2 separate regions of the Homo sapiens genome follow, and region 2 is linked to region 1. A link is a contact called in ENCODE Hi-C or POLR2A ChIA-PET data. All regions are on one chromosome and are shown on one strand. Each heading gives the region's core, a stretch centred on a gene start or an enhancer-like site at or near the end of the contact. The rest is flanking DNA. Distances are from core to core; before and after follow the strand shown. Region 1 has its middle 9.4 kb from the start of ELOVL5. Region 2 overlaps GCLC-AS1 (GCLC antisense RNA 1).

What was found. Hi-C counts contacts between places; a loop is a spot of excess contacts on that map. ChIA-PET counts read pairs that join two places held with the same protein, here RNA polymerase II (POLR2A). Pooled maps may share reads with other maps.
Region 2: POLR2A ChIA-PET joins it to region 1 with 19 read pairs in activated B cell. The contact joins two enhancer-like sites. A Hi-C loop is called at or near these places in 1 of 168 maps with a recorded cell type or tissue (GM12878) and 3 of 50 pooled maps. POLR2A ChIA-PET finds 5 or more read pairs at or near these places in 3 of 52 experiments (GM12878, MCF 10A and activated B cell).

The regions. Positions count from the first base shown.
Region 1 is chr6:53,354,644-53,362,130 of GRCh38, forward strand. It overlaps the pseudogene RPL31P28. Among named protein-coding and RNA genes, the nearest start is that of ELOVL5, 9.4 kb to the left of the region's middle. RefSeq lists a silencer at 4,609-4,968 and enhancers at 4,720-5,228, 5,229-5,736. Within about 2 kb of position 4,753, at least 38 of the 41 ENCODE cell types and tissues checked have a DNase peak (open chromatin) inside an H3K27ac peak, as active enhancers do.
Region 2 is chr6:53,460,047-53,467,533 of GRCh38, forward strand. All of the region lies in intron 2 of GCLC-AS1 (GCLC antisense RNA 1), which reads left to right. Among named protein-coding and RNA genes, the nearest start is that of GCLC-AS1, 32 kb to the left of the region's middle. Within about 2 kb of position 4,928, at least 11 of the 41 ENCODE cell types and tissues checked have a DNase peak (open chromatin) inside an H3K27ac peak, as active enhancers do.

The DNA.
Region 1 (7,487 bases), core at 3,503-6,002:
TAAATTCAAGTATCAGTTCTCCCTTTCCAACTTGGACGCGGCAGAACGGCTCCTGCAAAGAAGGGTGGCGAGAAGCAAAGGGTCATTCTGCCATCAATGAGGTGGTGATCCAAGAATACACCATCAACATTCACAAGCGCATCCATGGAGTGCGCTTCAAGAAGCGTGCCCCTCGGGCACTCAGAGAGATTCCGAAATTTGCCATCAAAGAGGTGGAAACTCTAAGTGTGCGCATTGATAGCAGGTTCAACAAAGCTCTCTGCGCCAAAGGAATAAGGAATGTCCCGTACCGAATCCGTGTGCAGTTGTCCAGAAAACGTAATGAGGATGAAGATTCACCAAATAAGCGCTATACTTTGGTTACCTATGTACCTGTTAGCACTTTCAAAAATGTGCAGACAGTCCATGTGCATGAGAACTAATTGCTGATCCTCAAATACATCAAATAAAGGTATAAAACTGCAAAAAAAAAAGTCTCGGTTCTCAACTTCTTCATATGCTAAGATATGCTGAAGATAAGATTTTAATCTAAGATAGATGGTCAATGTGTCTTTACTTTGCTGGTTATTAAAAGATACATTTCATAATTGATTTATTTTATTCTGTAACATATTAAATAGCTAAAGATTTCCAGGATGTGAACAAAAGCATAAGATAAATAAACTTTTAGCCAAAAAAGTACCTGTGAACAACTGACCAAGAACAGCGATGTGGTTTCTATTGTTAAGGAGTATGTTCTTGTTAAGTAGTATGTTCTGAAAGTGCTCTATGAGATTTTTTGGAGCCGGTGATACAGTACGGAATATGCTTTGTGCTAATTCTATCTTTTGTAAAACAAAAGTTTTTTAAAACTTAGCCATAAGTGAATTAGTCATTCCAAGTTGTGTGATGTTTTAGTTCTCAGTATAATGTGTCATAAAAGGCCATGCTTTTGTCCACCTGCAATATTAGACATGATTTTGCATGTCAAAAACTGGTAGTATAATTTATTTTCACAGTCTCAAATTCACTTTTTGCCAAGAGTGAATGTGGGATGTTAAGACTCAAATGAAATTCTACAAGTTTGTGTTGCAATTTAATTATTTTTGAAAACTATTTCTTGGCCTTTGATTGTAAAGCACTTTTTTCTTCCCAAATTCATATACCCCTTTGTGTCAAGTTCACTCAGTCAATTCTCTTTTGAGTTAAATAGCATTGCAGTGTTGCCTTCTAATCTGAATGGTTAAATGACATGCTTTGACTGTTACAGTCTTCTCTATAAGATGTATTTCAATAGAATGAATTAGGGTATAAAATGTAAAAGTTTTCAAATACCCTATGAGCATAAAATTGGGACAATTTTAGATGGTTTAAAGTCTAGAAAATACAGAATACAATATGTTAATACTTTTGCATCTTATTGATGCATAAGATTAACTACCTTTTTTTTTTTTTTTTTCTGAGACAGGTTGTCATTCTATCATCCAGGCTGTGGTGCAGTGGCACCATTTTGGCTCACTATAGCCTCCACCCTCCAGGCTCAAGTGATTCTCCCACCTCAGCCTCTTGTAGAGCTGGCACCACAGGTGTATTCCACTGTGCCCAACTTTTTTTTTTTTTTTTGTATTTTTAGTAGAAAACGTTGGCAAGGCTGGCCTCAAACTCCTGAGGTCAAGGGATCCACCTGCCTTATCCTCCCAAAGTGCTGGAATTACAGGCCTAGCTATGACGCCTGGCCAACTTCTACTGAATTTTGTTGTTGTTGTTGTTTGTTTGTTTGTTTGGAGACCGAGTCTCACTCTGTTGCCCAGGCTGGAGTGCAATGGTGTGATCTCAGCTCACTGCAACCCACACCTGCTGGGTTCAAGTGGTTCTTGTGCCTCAGCCTCCCGAGTAGCTGGGACTACAGGTGTGAGCTACCACGCCTGGCTAATTTTTGTATTTCTGGTAGAGATGGGGTTTCACCACGTTGGCCAGGCTGGTCTTGAACTCCTGACCTCAGGTAATCTGCCCACCTCGGCCTCCAAAAGTGCTGGGATTACAGACATAAGCCACCATACCTGGCCTTTACTGAGTCTTAATCTAAACATGATCTTTTTATTTTTCTCTTCACCTACCCTGACCTCTTTTACTTCCTTGAATGTGACTTAGAACAATATGTTCCTTCCTTCTTTCCCCATGACCAAAGCATTCTGTGCAGGCTTTTTATCATTTATAATATTAATATTGTAATTGTTTGCTTATTGCCTCTCCTCCCCAAGTCAAGTGAAGAATATGTGTCATTCATCTTTGCACCTCAAGCATGCTGTGACAGGTACATAGTAGGCATTCAATAAATGTTTATTGAGCTAGACTCCCAGAAAACCATTTACTTTCCTTATGATAAAGATAGCAAATAAGACACAGGCTGTTTCAGGATGTGCAAGAAAAAAATGTTGGAGCCCCCAATTCATATCACAGTTTATTGTACTTTAATGACAAGATAGGCAGATTCTGACGTGGCTCCAATAATCTTTGCCGCCTGATATTCATGCTGGTGGGTTGGACCTAGTAACTTGTTCATAACAGAACATGGCAAAAATGATGGAATGTCGCCTCCTAGATTGTTAGAAAAGAAGGTGTGACCTCTATCTTATTGGCACTCCCTCTGTAACTTCTTGGCTTTGTGTACTTTGATGAAGGAAGGTGCTATGGAACTGTCTACATGTCAAGGAACTAAGGTTGGTCTCCTGTCCACAGGGAGCTGGGAACTGAGGTTCTGAATCTAACAGCCCTTGAGGAACTAATCCTGCCAATCACCACATGAGTGAACTTGGAAGTGGATCCTTCCCCAGAAAAGTCTTGCGATTACTCCAGGCCCAGTGGATACCTTGACTGCGGTCTGTGAGAAATCCTGAGGTAGAGAACCCTGCTAAGGCAAACAATGCCCCAATTCCTCATCTGCAGAAACTTTGAGGCAAAAAATGTTGTTCCAAACCACTAGATTTTGGAATAATCTGTAATGTAGGGATAGTTAATACTTTTTACAACAGAATCAGACACAGACTAATTGAAATAAAGTTTATTTACTTTGCTTATCAAAACAATCAAGGTATGCCTAGTGTTTGATAACTATGTCAATATACCGGTCACAAGAATTTACCTTTCCCAAAATGGTTTTCTCATATCATGAAAAACATATACACATATGGGTATAGGTTGCCCAATTTCAAAAAGAAGAGGTCAAGGCAAGCGACTTTGAAAACAAATTAAGCTGCTGCTTCACTGATTAGGGAACTTACTGGTAAGGAACCCTCATTCCTCAACCCACTTCCCCCAGATATCAGTAAACATTTTCTCAACTCGGGGGTAGTCAAGTGCCTCAATTTCTCACTTCATTTATTATTTTGAATTAAGGTATTGCAGCTTACTATAACACAAACCAAAACACAGACATTATATGGGGAGGATAACGCATTGAACTTTCGTTCACTAATGAGTAGACCCAATTAGTTTATTAGATCAGCCAAGCAAGGAGAAACTAGACTGTGAAAGTCTGAAAGCCCAGAAAATTGTGTTGTGGTTAAGAAAAATTCACACGGAGTAGGGATAAAGGGGGGGCACAGTGGATGCATAGAACAGGCATAAAAAGACAGAATTACTTTTCAGAAAACATTCATTCATGAATGAATTCACTTGTTAAATTATCCTCCGCACATAGCAAGAAATCTAGAAGTCAGTGGATGCTGAGTACATATTTACTGACTATTCTTTGGGAACTTGGTATGTGCTAGGAATTGGGGTGATAAAACTTTTTACCAATATATGGCAAAAAGCGATGTGCCTTAGGAAGTGCAAAAAAAGTGCTGTGGGAATCCACATGTCAAAGAGGATGAGGAAAGGGCATTGTAGCAGTAGGGCCTTTGCAAAGGCTGTATACCCTCTTCTTAAAACTGCTCACCTCTCCTCTTCCCAGGTCTCAATTGAGAAGTCATCGTTTTAAAACGACAGGTCTTTCCCATACCTGGCTAAAATCAGTTTCTCCTCTACTTCCTCTTCCTCAGCCACTACTTTACTTTGTCCACAGCACTTAGCACAATCTGTAGTTGTTCTGTTTACTCATTTTTACCTCCTACCTTCCCTATTACACTTCAGGATGGCAGAAACAAGTCTACCTTGTTACTGGGGTGTGCCGGGCATAAAGTGTGCGCACACTTTTTTTTCTTCCTGTTTTTCGAGATAGGGTCTCGCTCTGTCGCCCAGGCTGGAGCGCAGTGGCGCGATCGCCGCTCACTGCAGCCTCGAAGTCCTGGGCTCAAGCGATTCTCCTCCTTGGCCTCCCAAAGCGCTGGAATCAGGGGTGTGAGCCACCTGGCCTGAGTGACTGAATCTAAAATATGGAGTCAAAAAGGGGTATTGGTGTAGGGACAGAAAAAAACTGGGTGTCCAGACATGAATTCCAATCAAAGGAGCCGGGCCTTCTTGGCACATCGCGCTCCGAGAACCCGGGAGGGATCCAGAGAGGCGGGGACGCCCTTTGTCACCGGCCTGAGGGGCGGGCGTGGCTTCCCTTTGCAACCCCTTCCCCCAGTCTTGACCGCAGGCCCTTGAGGGCCACCATCACTTCTGGGTTCCCGGAACGCGGTGGGCACACTCGCGCCAGGCGCGGGTACCAGGGCCTGCCTGGGGCCCCCTCCTCCACTCGCGCGGCGTGGACACCGTTAACTGCCTGTGGCTCAGGGCGGTGCCGCCGCCACCCCCGCGGCACTCGGCTCCTCTCGCCAGCCCTGCGCCACTCGGCTCCTTTCGCCCGCCCCGCGCCCTCGGCGGGCCCGCCCCGCTCCCCCGCGGCGGTCACCCCATTCATTCCGCGGCTGCACCCACCAATCACCGCTCACCAACAGCGCCGCATCTGGCGATGGGGCGGGGCCTCGCGAGGAGCACGCTCGCGCCCTCCCCGCCTTGAGCTCGCTCCCGGGCCGGGTAATTCCCGGGCAATGACCAGACCTCGTCCCCGCGCTGACCCTTCCTGGGGACATCGGGTGGGGGTGGAGGAGGCGCTGAGCTAGGGAGAGGAGGGTTGTGCGGCCCGGACCACGCAACCTTGGGATCGGAGGGTGGTTGAGGCCTTGAGGGAAGAATGGAAGGCGGCCTTGACTTCTGGTGCTTCCACGCCCTTCAGATCCAGAGCCCAGAGCGTCCAGGCTGGAGTTTAGGACGTTCATCAGAGTCCCGAGACGCGCGAGTGGGTGGAACCGCGTGGGGCGGGAGAAGAGGGGGAGATTAGGCAGCAAGAAAATGGTCCCCGTGGGCAGTTCAGCCTAAACCTGGAGCTGGGGAAGGGCCTCTGGAGAGAAGCCTTAAATCGTTACTCATCTTTCACAGTCTTTTATAATCGTGAATGAGCCCTCCGTTGTAGACTGTTAATGCGTGTCCAGGATGCCCGAGAGTGGGGGTAAAACAATAAAAGACTCCTCCTGTTGTGATTAAAATTATATTTGCTTTTTGTATCCTCCTAAGTTCCATGATATTGAAAATGTGTCTTGTTATATTTCATAAATGAGCTTTTAAAAAACTTCTGAGATATCTTCCAAAAAGTATCACTCACCAGGGAAGAAAAGAAGAGGAAACCTAGTGGCTTTTCTGTTGACGCCAAAGGTTACTCCCTCTGCCTCACCATAAAAAAAAAAAAAAAAAAAAAAAAAAACAAACCCCAAAAAAACAAAAAACAAGAAAAAGCACAGAAAGCAGTTTGGCTTGCTTGTAAAGTCTTGGTAGATATTTCTGCTTATCATTTAATCCTTTTAACAAGTCTGTAGGAATAGATGGGTATTACCACCAGTTGTAGATGTTGAAACAGGCTGAGATTCATCTGGCCAAGGTCATACATAGTTTGTAAGTGACAAAGTGTGGGCCTCTCACCGGTAGACGGTCGTGACTGCAATTGTCCAGGTTCTTGACATTTTGAACAAAGAATTGAACAAAAGGCCCAGCAAAGCAAAGAAAGAATGAAGCAACGAAAGAACGAAAGCAGGGATTTATTGAAAACGAAAGTACACTCCACAGTGTAGGAGCTACCAGGGCAGAGGCTCAAGGACCTGGATACAGAATCTGCCTGGGTTCAAATACCCTCTAGAGGTTTGTTTCCCTTTGGCCACTTCATGCTCACCTCATGTAAATGAAGTGGTAGCCCGCAATCAGTCTGATTGGTTGTAGACAACCATTCAGAGGCTGGAGTGAAATTACAAAGTTGCAAAGGAAGACTGGACCCGCAATCGGTCTGATTTGTTGCTAACTCCCAATTTTCCAACTGCCTGGCAGAAAATGTCAAGGGGAGTAGCCTCTGATCCTCTTGTTACTTCGGGGTGGAAAGTTAGGGTTTTCTTTTCTTTTCTTTCTTTTTTTTTTTTTTTTTTTTTTGGACGAAAGTCTTGGTCTGTCACCCAAGCTGGAGTGCAGTGGTACAATCCCAGCTCACTGCAACCTCCGCCTCCCAGGTTCCAGTGATTCTCCTGCCTCAGCCTCCCGAGCAGCTGGGACTACAGGCGCGCGCCACCACTCCATGCTAATTTTTGTATTTTCAGTAGAGACGGGGTTTCACTATGTTGGCCAGGATGGTCTCAAACTCCTGCCCTCGTGATGCACCCGCCTTGGCCTCCCAAAGTGCTGGGATTACAGGCGTGATCCACTGCGCCCCGCCTCCTAATTTAGTTCTAGGAAGTTGGTGTGAAACAGCTTTAGGTTCCCTGCCTCCAGATCCTATTCTCCTGCCTCAGGCCCTTTCCATACTTCTCTCCCTTACATCATGAAATTTCAATCCACAATAAATGGAAGGTGAAAAGGAATCTGATGATTTTGGAGTCCTTAGCTAAAAACTGCATCTAGCCGAGTACTAGCACCTCTTGGAGATGAGTTGTGTTTTTTGAGAACTCTGTTAAGTACATAGTTTTCATGCCAGTATTATGAAAGGTAGAAGGAGAGTTCCTTGAGATTCTGAAGTGCCAGGTCACGTGAGTTGATGACTTTTGTAACCCTGGGCTGACCTGAAACAAAACAAGACCTCTTTCGGTTGCTAGGTATTGCCTGCAAGGATGCTGGAGGGCTGCCCAGGTCTTGTTCAGGGACTTCAGTCTTTGTGGCAAGCAGAGTACAGAGCCGTTGGATTAAAGACTGAGTTAATTAGGTCACAGGATGCTCTTTGATGGGGGGAAAGCAGCAAACTATGATGGGACTTTTAGCGCAATCTGGTTTAACAGATTAGCCAAGTGTATCTGCTCCATGCTGTAGGCACACAACAATGACTGAGAAATCTTTTCTGCCCACAGGAAAAGGTTACAGTTGGGGTAGGGTGCATCAGTGAGTCAAGTCTATGAATAACTAGTAAAGGAAGGCAGCACATAAAGTAACAATGCAAGTAAATACAAAGCAAGAATTATGGTGTATGCAATGAGTTTTGGCAGAGCAATTGAGGTCAAAATTAAAAGCAAAGAAAGGAGATCCCTTTAGGTTGCAAGTTGAGAATTTAGAAC
Region 2 (7,487 bases), core at 3,678-6,177, 110 kb after region 1:
AATAATATAAAATACCTAGGGATAAACTTAACAAAAGAAGTCAAAGATCTCTGCAATGAAAACTATAAAACACTGATGCAAGAAACTGAAGAAGACACAAAAAATGAAAAGATATTTGGTGTTCATGGCTTGGAAGAATCAGTATTGTTAAAATGTCCATGCAAGGGCTGGGCATGGTGGCTCATGCCTGTAATACCAGCATTTTGGGAGGCCTAGGTAGGAGGATCGCTTGAGGCCAAGAGTTTGAGGCCAGCCTGGCCAACATGCGAAAACTCTGTCTCTACTATAAAAAAGTACAAAATTAGCCAGGCATGGTGGCACATGCCTATAGTCTCCAGCTACTCAGGAGACTAAGCCATGAGAATTTCTTGAATCCCGAAGGCGGGGGTTGCAGTGAGCTGAGATTGCTGCTCCACTGCACTCCAGCCTGGGTGACAGAGCAAGACTCTGTTTAAATAAAATAAAAATAAAAATAAAATGTCCATACTACCCAAAGCAACCTACACATTCAGTATAACCTCTATCAAAATACTAATGACATTCTTCACAGGAATAGAAAAAAAAATCCTAAAATTGATATAGAACCACAAAAGACCCCAAATAGCCAAAGCTATCCTGAGCAAAAAGAATGAAACTGGAGGAATCACATTACCTGACTTCAAATTACACTACAGAGATATAGTAACCAAAGCAGCATGGTACAGGCATATAAACAGACATATAGGATGACTACAGTCAACAATAATTTATTGCACATTTAAAAATCACTAGAAGAATATTATTAGATTGTTTGTAACACAAAGAAAGGATAAATGCATAGGGTGATGGATACTCTACTTGCCCTGATATGATTATTATGCATTGTATGCCTATATCAAAATATCTTATACATTCCATAAATATATACACCTACTATGAACCCACAAAAATTAAAAGTTGAAAAATGAAAAAAAAAACCTTTCTCTTGTTTTTCTAAAACTCTAACTGGATACCCTGCATTTTTCTTTGCTAAATTTGGTAACCCTAATTGGGAAATATGTTGCAAAAGGCAAAGATGGGGAAATACACTATATTCATTTGAAGTATGCTGGGGGGGTAGACTATGAAAGTGAATGCAATTTTTTGACACTCTCCTGAGAGAACTGCCACAACTTTCATTACTAGTATTCACTTCTTCCACCATGGGATTGTCACTCATTAGAGACATGTAGTTGCTGTGCCCCTTAAGGAAGCCCCTTATGGCTGAAAGCAGGTGGTTCCAAAGCCTGTCCTACACTTGCTTCTCCCTCACATCTTATGAGCCAGACCACTAGATCCCACAGAAGAAAAGGATCAGGGAGGTAATTTTTCTACAGAAAAGCACTGGATTCGCATAAGTGATATATCAAGCTTCTAATGTCCTTTTTATCTTTTATTTGAATAATCATTTGTATAACTTTCCCATCTGTGTGTACATTTTAAACAAATGAAGCAGCTTCCTCTCACTAACATGTTTTCTCTTCCTTAAAATGACATCCTCTTCTAATTTACTCAACCCTAAAAACCCCCTCTTCAAATACATTTTCTCTGTTGGTTTCATGCATCTCAGAGAAAGGAAAAAAGGGTTCATTTTAGTAAATAAGCCCTGGCTTTAAAAATGCTCTTACCATTTCACACTCCAGAAAATAAGGAGATGAACACACACACACACACACACACAAACTAATTAGAATTAACTAAATTTTATAATATATTAAGTAATAAAATTACAATGCAAAACCATTGCAGCGTCCTTTTGATTGCTCTGAACTCCACCCCTCCCTGTCAAACAATAGAAAGGGGAAAGTGCTTTAAACTCTCACTAGGGTGGGGCTGCTGCCTGCCGCCTGCTCTCCGAACTGTCTTGCAGCTGGAGAAGAGCAGCCAAAGCTCCTGCAGACTTCATGTTGGAACTTCACACATTCATTCCAACAAAGAACACAGCACGTAGCAGGAGAACATACTGCGCTTATTCTTCTTAGTATAAGGGCAGATAACCTCTCTATTTTTATCTTTACCTTCATTGAAACAAAAACAAGTAAATGGAAGAGCAGACGCCTCTTCATAAAGCTAGTCATTGTCCTATTCCTCTGTTCTATTCACTCTCAAACGATTCCATTGGGGACCCCTGAGCTGTGAAGAAGGACAGGGCCCTGCCTCCACTTTTTCATCTTTCTCCTTAACTCGGGGAAGTCTGGCTTTTACTTCCAACCGCTCAACTGACACTGTCTTTCAAAGTTTACCAATATCTAGGGTGGCCAAATGGGGATGCTTCTGAGGGTGAAAAAAAGATGCTACTAATAATTATCCTGGGACAACAGGCGTAAATGCAAACAGTCTCATCAAGAACCTCCCATCTGTATCCAAACCTCTCTTCCCAGCATCTTTCTGGAGCTTCCACAGCATTTAACACGGTCCCCATCCCTGCTTTTTGGAATCTTTGTTTCCACTAATCTTTAACACTTCAACTGTCCTTCTTTACTCGAAGGCCAGCTCAGAGCTTCTTTGCTGGTTCCTATCTCCTCCATTGATTGAAAAAGTTCCCAGATTGATTGCTTGGTTCTCCTGTTTGTCTCTAGATTTCTCCTCACAGACCTGCATTCTCATGACTTCAGCTCTCCCTGCATCATGACTCCCAAGTCATTTCAAAGTGAAATTATTGTCCAGGTCGGTGGCTTATGCCTGTAATCCCAGAACTTTGGGAGGCTGAGGCCAGCAGATCACTTGAGCTCAGGAGTTTGAGACCAGCCTGGGCAGCATAGCCAGAACTTGTCTCTGGTAAAACAAACAAACAAAGAAATAAACAAAAACGAAATTATTAGGAACTCTAAGACAGCAACAGCAGATTATTAAATCCCAAACCTGGGCCTCCTTCTGATCACAGAGCCCTGCACCTGGCCACATGCCCATGTAACCGACTCTGCCATTAGTTAAATGACTAAATAAGTATATAGTACATTCTTTCAAAAAGCAGTAAAAGGAAATAAGAAAATGGCATAAAAGAGAGAGAAAGTAGGCCAGACATAGTGGCTCACACCTGTAATCCCAGCACTTTGGGAGGCCAAGGCAGGCAGATCACGAGGTCAGGAGTTCGAGACCAGCCTGGCCAACATAGTGAAACCCCATCTCTACTAAAAACACACACAAAAAAATTAGCCAAGTGTGGTGGCACATGCCTATAGTCCCAGCTATTCTGGAGGCTGAGGTGGGAGGATCGCTTGAACCCAGGAGGCAAAGGTTGCAGTGAGCCGAGATCGCGCCATTGCACTCCAGCCTGGGTGACAGAGTGAGACTCTGTCTCAAAAACAATAAAAATAAAAATAAAAAAATAAAAAGGGAGAAAGAGAAAGGAGTAGGGTGAAGCAAAGGGGTTTCAGGGTCTGGGATTACAGAGGGGAGGGGTCTTGAAAGGAAGAGTCCTTGAAAAGACTGGTTGGTGGGAAAAGGCCTAAGGCAGGCGCTCAGGTAAAGGGTCTAATCTCAGAGAAGAGCCACACTTCTTCACGAAGGCTAGAGAATGGAGACAATGAGCATAGAAGCAGCATGGTGAGAGCTACGAGACTTCATCATGGATAGCAGAGGGATATCAGCAGAAGCATTTGTTGTTTTTTGTTTTTTTTTGTTTTTGTTTTCGTTTTTTGAGACCAACTCTCACTCTGTTGCCCAGGCTGGAGTGCAGTGGTGTGATCTCAGCTCACTGCATCCTCTGCCTCCTGGGTTCAAGCGATTCTCCTGCCTCAGCCTCCTGAGTAGCTGGAACTATAGGCACGCACCACCACGCCCGGCTAATTTTTGTATTTTTAGTAGAGATAGGGTTTCACCATGTTGGCAGGCTGTTATTGAACTCCCAACCTCAAATGGTCCTCCCACTTTGGCCTCCCAAAGTGCTAGAATTATAGGCGCGAGCCACCACGCCAGGCCTGAAGTATTTAAGACACAATGAGATGTTGCTTCGTCTCTTTATCTAATTACTGTGGTGCACAATAAAGTGAATCAGACCTGTCAGTGTCTCCAGAAAGCTTACAGTTCCAGAAGAGACAAAACACCAATATGAAATTTAGGACAAAATATGATGAGTGAGTTGGAAAACCTCATTTAGTTAAACTAAGCTTCCTAGAAATATCTTCCTGCTAAATATTTGTTAACTTGGCTTAATACAGAAGGAAAACACAAAATAATATAAATAGCATGGTAGAAATGACATGGTACATTGCATTAGGCATTATAAGTAATCTAGAGATGAATTAAAGTATATAGGAGGATGTGCAAAGCTTATATGCAAATACTACACCATTTTATACCAGGGACTTGAACATCTGTGGATTTTGGTATCTGCAGATGATCCTGGAGCCAATCCCCAATGAATACTGAGGGACAACTCTGTATACACACATACAAATACATGCACATGTGCATATATACACATTTATACATACACACACACGCATGCACACTCACACATATAGACATGCACATATCATTTGAGTCAAATCTACATGAACCTTACCTAGAGTTTTCTGTTTATTCACAGAACTGCCTAGAGGCAATAGAATACCAAGTTAGAAATCAAGTTGAAGCAACATTTACTCAGCCGCTATTTACTAGGGAGTGCTGTCTGCCAGGAATTGTTCCAGGGGCTTACGATGTTGTGATGAACACAAAATCTCCTGCAGCCACAGGACTTACATCCCACTGGGGAGGCAGAGAGTGAACATTACATATAAATATCTAACATAAAATCAGATCATGGTGTGCGCAATGAAAGAAGATAGAGGAGGTGGGGGTGTAGAGAGACAGTGCGTGTGTAGGAGTGGGCTCACACTATTTTAATCAGGGATCAGTGAAGGCTTCCTGAGATGGTGGCATTTATGTAGGAAAAGGAATGAAAAGAGGGGTGAGTCACGTGAAGAGTGGGGAGAAGAGCACTCCAGGATGAGGAAATCACAAGGGGAAAGGCCATGGGCAGGGTGTGCTTGGAAGCTCAAGGGATGGCAAGGAGCCCAGTGTGACCTGAGCAGTGAGATGAGAGGGTATTGGGAAATTAGGTCAGAGGGGTAGCTCTGGCCAGGACACTGTGACATTTGCAAGTGAAAGTAAAGATTCTGGACTTTAAGAGATACTTATCTCAGTTTTGAAAAATGAGAAGAGTCATCCCCCAGATAAGGAGGAAGAAAAATTCTAGGCTGAGGAAACAGCATGTGCTATGGTACGAAGGAGTGGCTGGCTTTGCGTCTTCCGTTGAGTTTCTGAGAGTTGATATCAGTGGAATCAAGGCTAAGAGGTGGTGAGCCTGTGCGTAGTTCGAGGCCAGGCTAAAATGTGCCCAATGCACAACTCACCATCAGACCAGCCCCGCTGGGTTCTCCTGGGTGGGAGGTGAGCCCAGTGTGCCAGCAGGTTGTGGGAGGAGAGGTCAGTTCAGAGACACACTATCATTGACAGAGAGAAGAGTTAGTCCAGACCCATGCTTTCTTCTGCAGCCATTATATTCTCTTTCCTGGGCTCAGAAGCAGAAGGCTCAGGAAGCTACTGCTCCTGAAGATGGGATCAATTACACGCAAAAGTGGACGCCTGTGCTCCTGGATTGGGAAGGTTGAAGGAAGAGAAGGAGGCTCATGAACAAATGGGCAGTTTGCACAAGGAAGTAGGGACAAAAGAGTGAAATCGCCACAAAGCGTGAAGCTCCTTGCCGTGAGCAAGGCTGGGACACATGGGACAGAGTCTCTGACAAATGCTCCCTTCTCTCTGAGAAGGGCCTGTTCCTGCAGGCCCAATTCAATCTTATCTCTGTTAAGTATCTGATCACTGCTTACCCATCAGCACACCGTGAAACAAAACAGGCCAGGCATCTCAGAGTGACCTCCTAAGCATGGAACAGGGAATTCTATGTTCTGAACTAATATGGCCCTTGGCAAAATTGTGCAACAGTTGAGGCTGCTGTTTACTAACTCCCACATCCACTTGCAGCCCAGGACTTTGCTTTGGTCCCAGCAAGGGTGTTAGCTGATGAGGCTGGATGTGTTACGCCATAACACAGCATGTTGGAAGGGGCCTTCATATAGAACGTTTGAAAGTTTCTGCTTCAGGGACCTTGTTTCTAAAGGGCTGAGGTGTGGCATGAGACAGGAAGAGATCTGCCTTACTCCTGAGAGAGGCGACTGGAACACTGCCTCTGTTCTCTTTATCTACAGAGAAAGAAAGTGATTTTGGAAGATTGGTCTGACTGAAAGAAGTTTCTGGAGTGATGAGAAAGGGGTGTGATTGGATAGTGCTTGCCTTACACTGTGAGAATTATGTGTTCCTTCATTCTTTGACCAAAATTTATTGAGTGCCTCCTATAGGCTGGGCATTGTTCAAGGTGCCATGGTTATAGCAGTAAACATATTTCTGTTGTTTCATATTTCAAATATTTTAAAGAGTAAGAACAGAATCAAAAGACGTTGGGAAAAATCCTTCCCCTCCCCTGGTGTACCTTAATAATGAGTCACCACAGAACATTCTACAGCAAGCTTGTCCAACCCCCAGCCTGCAGGCTGCATGCAGCCCAGGACAGCTTTGAATGTAGCCCAACAAATTCATAAACTTTCTTAAAACATTATGAAATTTTTTTTGCAAAATATTTTTTTTTAGCTCATCAGCTATCATTAGTGTTATATTTTATGTATGGCCTAAGACAATGCTTCCAGTGTGGCCCAGGGAAGCCAAAAGATTGGACACCCCTGATCTAGAGCAATAGAAGGGTCTGGTAGCTGGCTAGATTATTTGGGGAATTCAGGAGATGTCAATCATTTTTTTTAAAAAAAGCTTATGTTTAATGTTTTAAAAACTTATTTTTAATTTTTAATTTTTGTGGGTACATAGTAGGTGTATATATTTATGTGGTACACAGAATATTTTGATACAGGTATATAATGTGTAATGACCACATCAGGGTGTATGAGGTATCCATTACCCCACGCATTTATCCTTTCTTTGCATTATAAACAATCCAATTATACTCTTTTAGTTATTTTTAAATGTGCAATAAATTACTGTTGACTGTAGTCATCCTGTTGTGCTATCACATACTAGATCTTACTCATTCGATCTAACTATATTTTTGTACCCATTAACCATCCCTATTTCCACCACTGCCCCTCCATTCCCAGCCTCTGGTAACCAGCCTTCTACTCTATCTCTGTGAGTTCAATTGTTTTAATTTTTAGTTCCCACAAATAAGCAAGAACATGTGAAGTTTGTCTTTCTGTGCTTGGTTTATTCTTAACATAATGTCTTCCAGTTCCACCCATGTTGTTGCAAATGACTGGATCTCATTCTTTTTTATGGCTGATAAGTACTCCATTGTGTACAAGTACCACATTTTCTTTATCCATTCATCTGTTGATGGACACTTAGGTTGTTTCAAGTCTTAGCTATTGTGAATAGTGCTGCAACAAACATGGGAGTGCAGATATCTCTTGGACATAGTG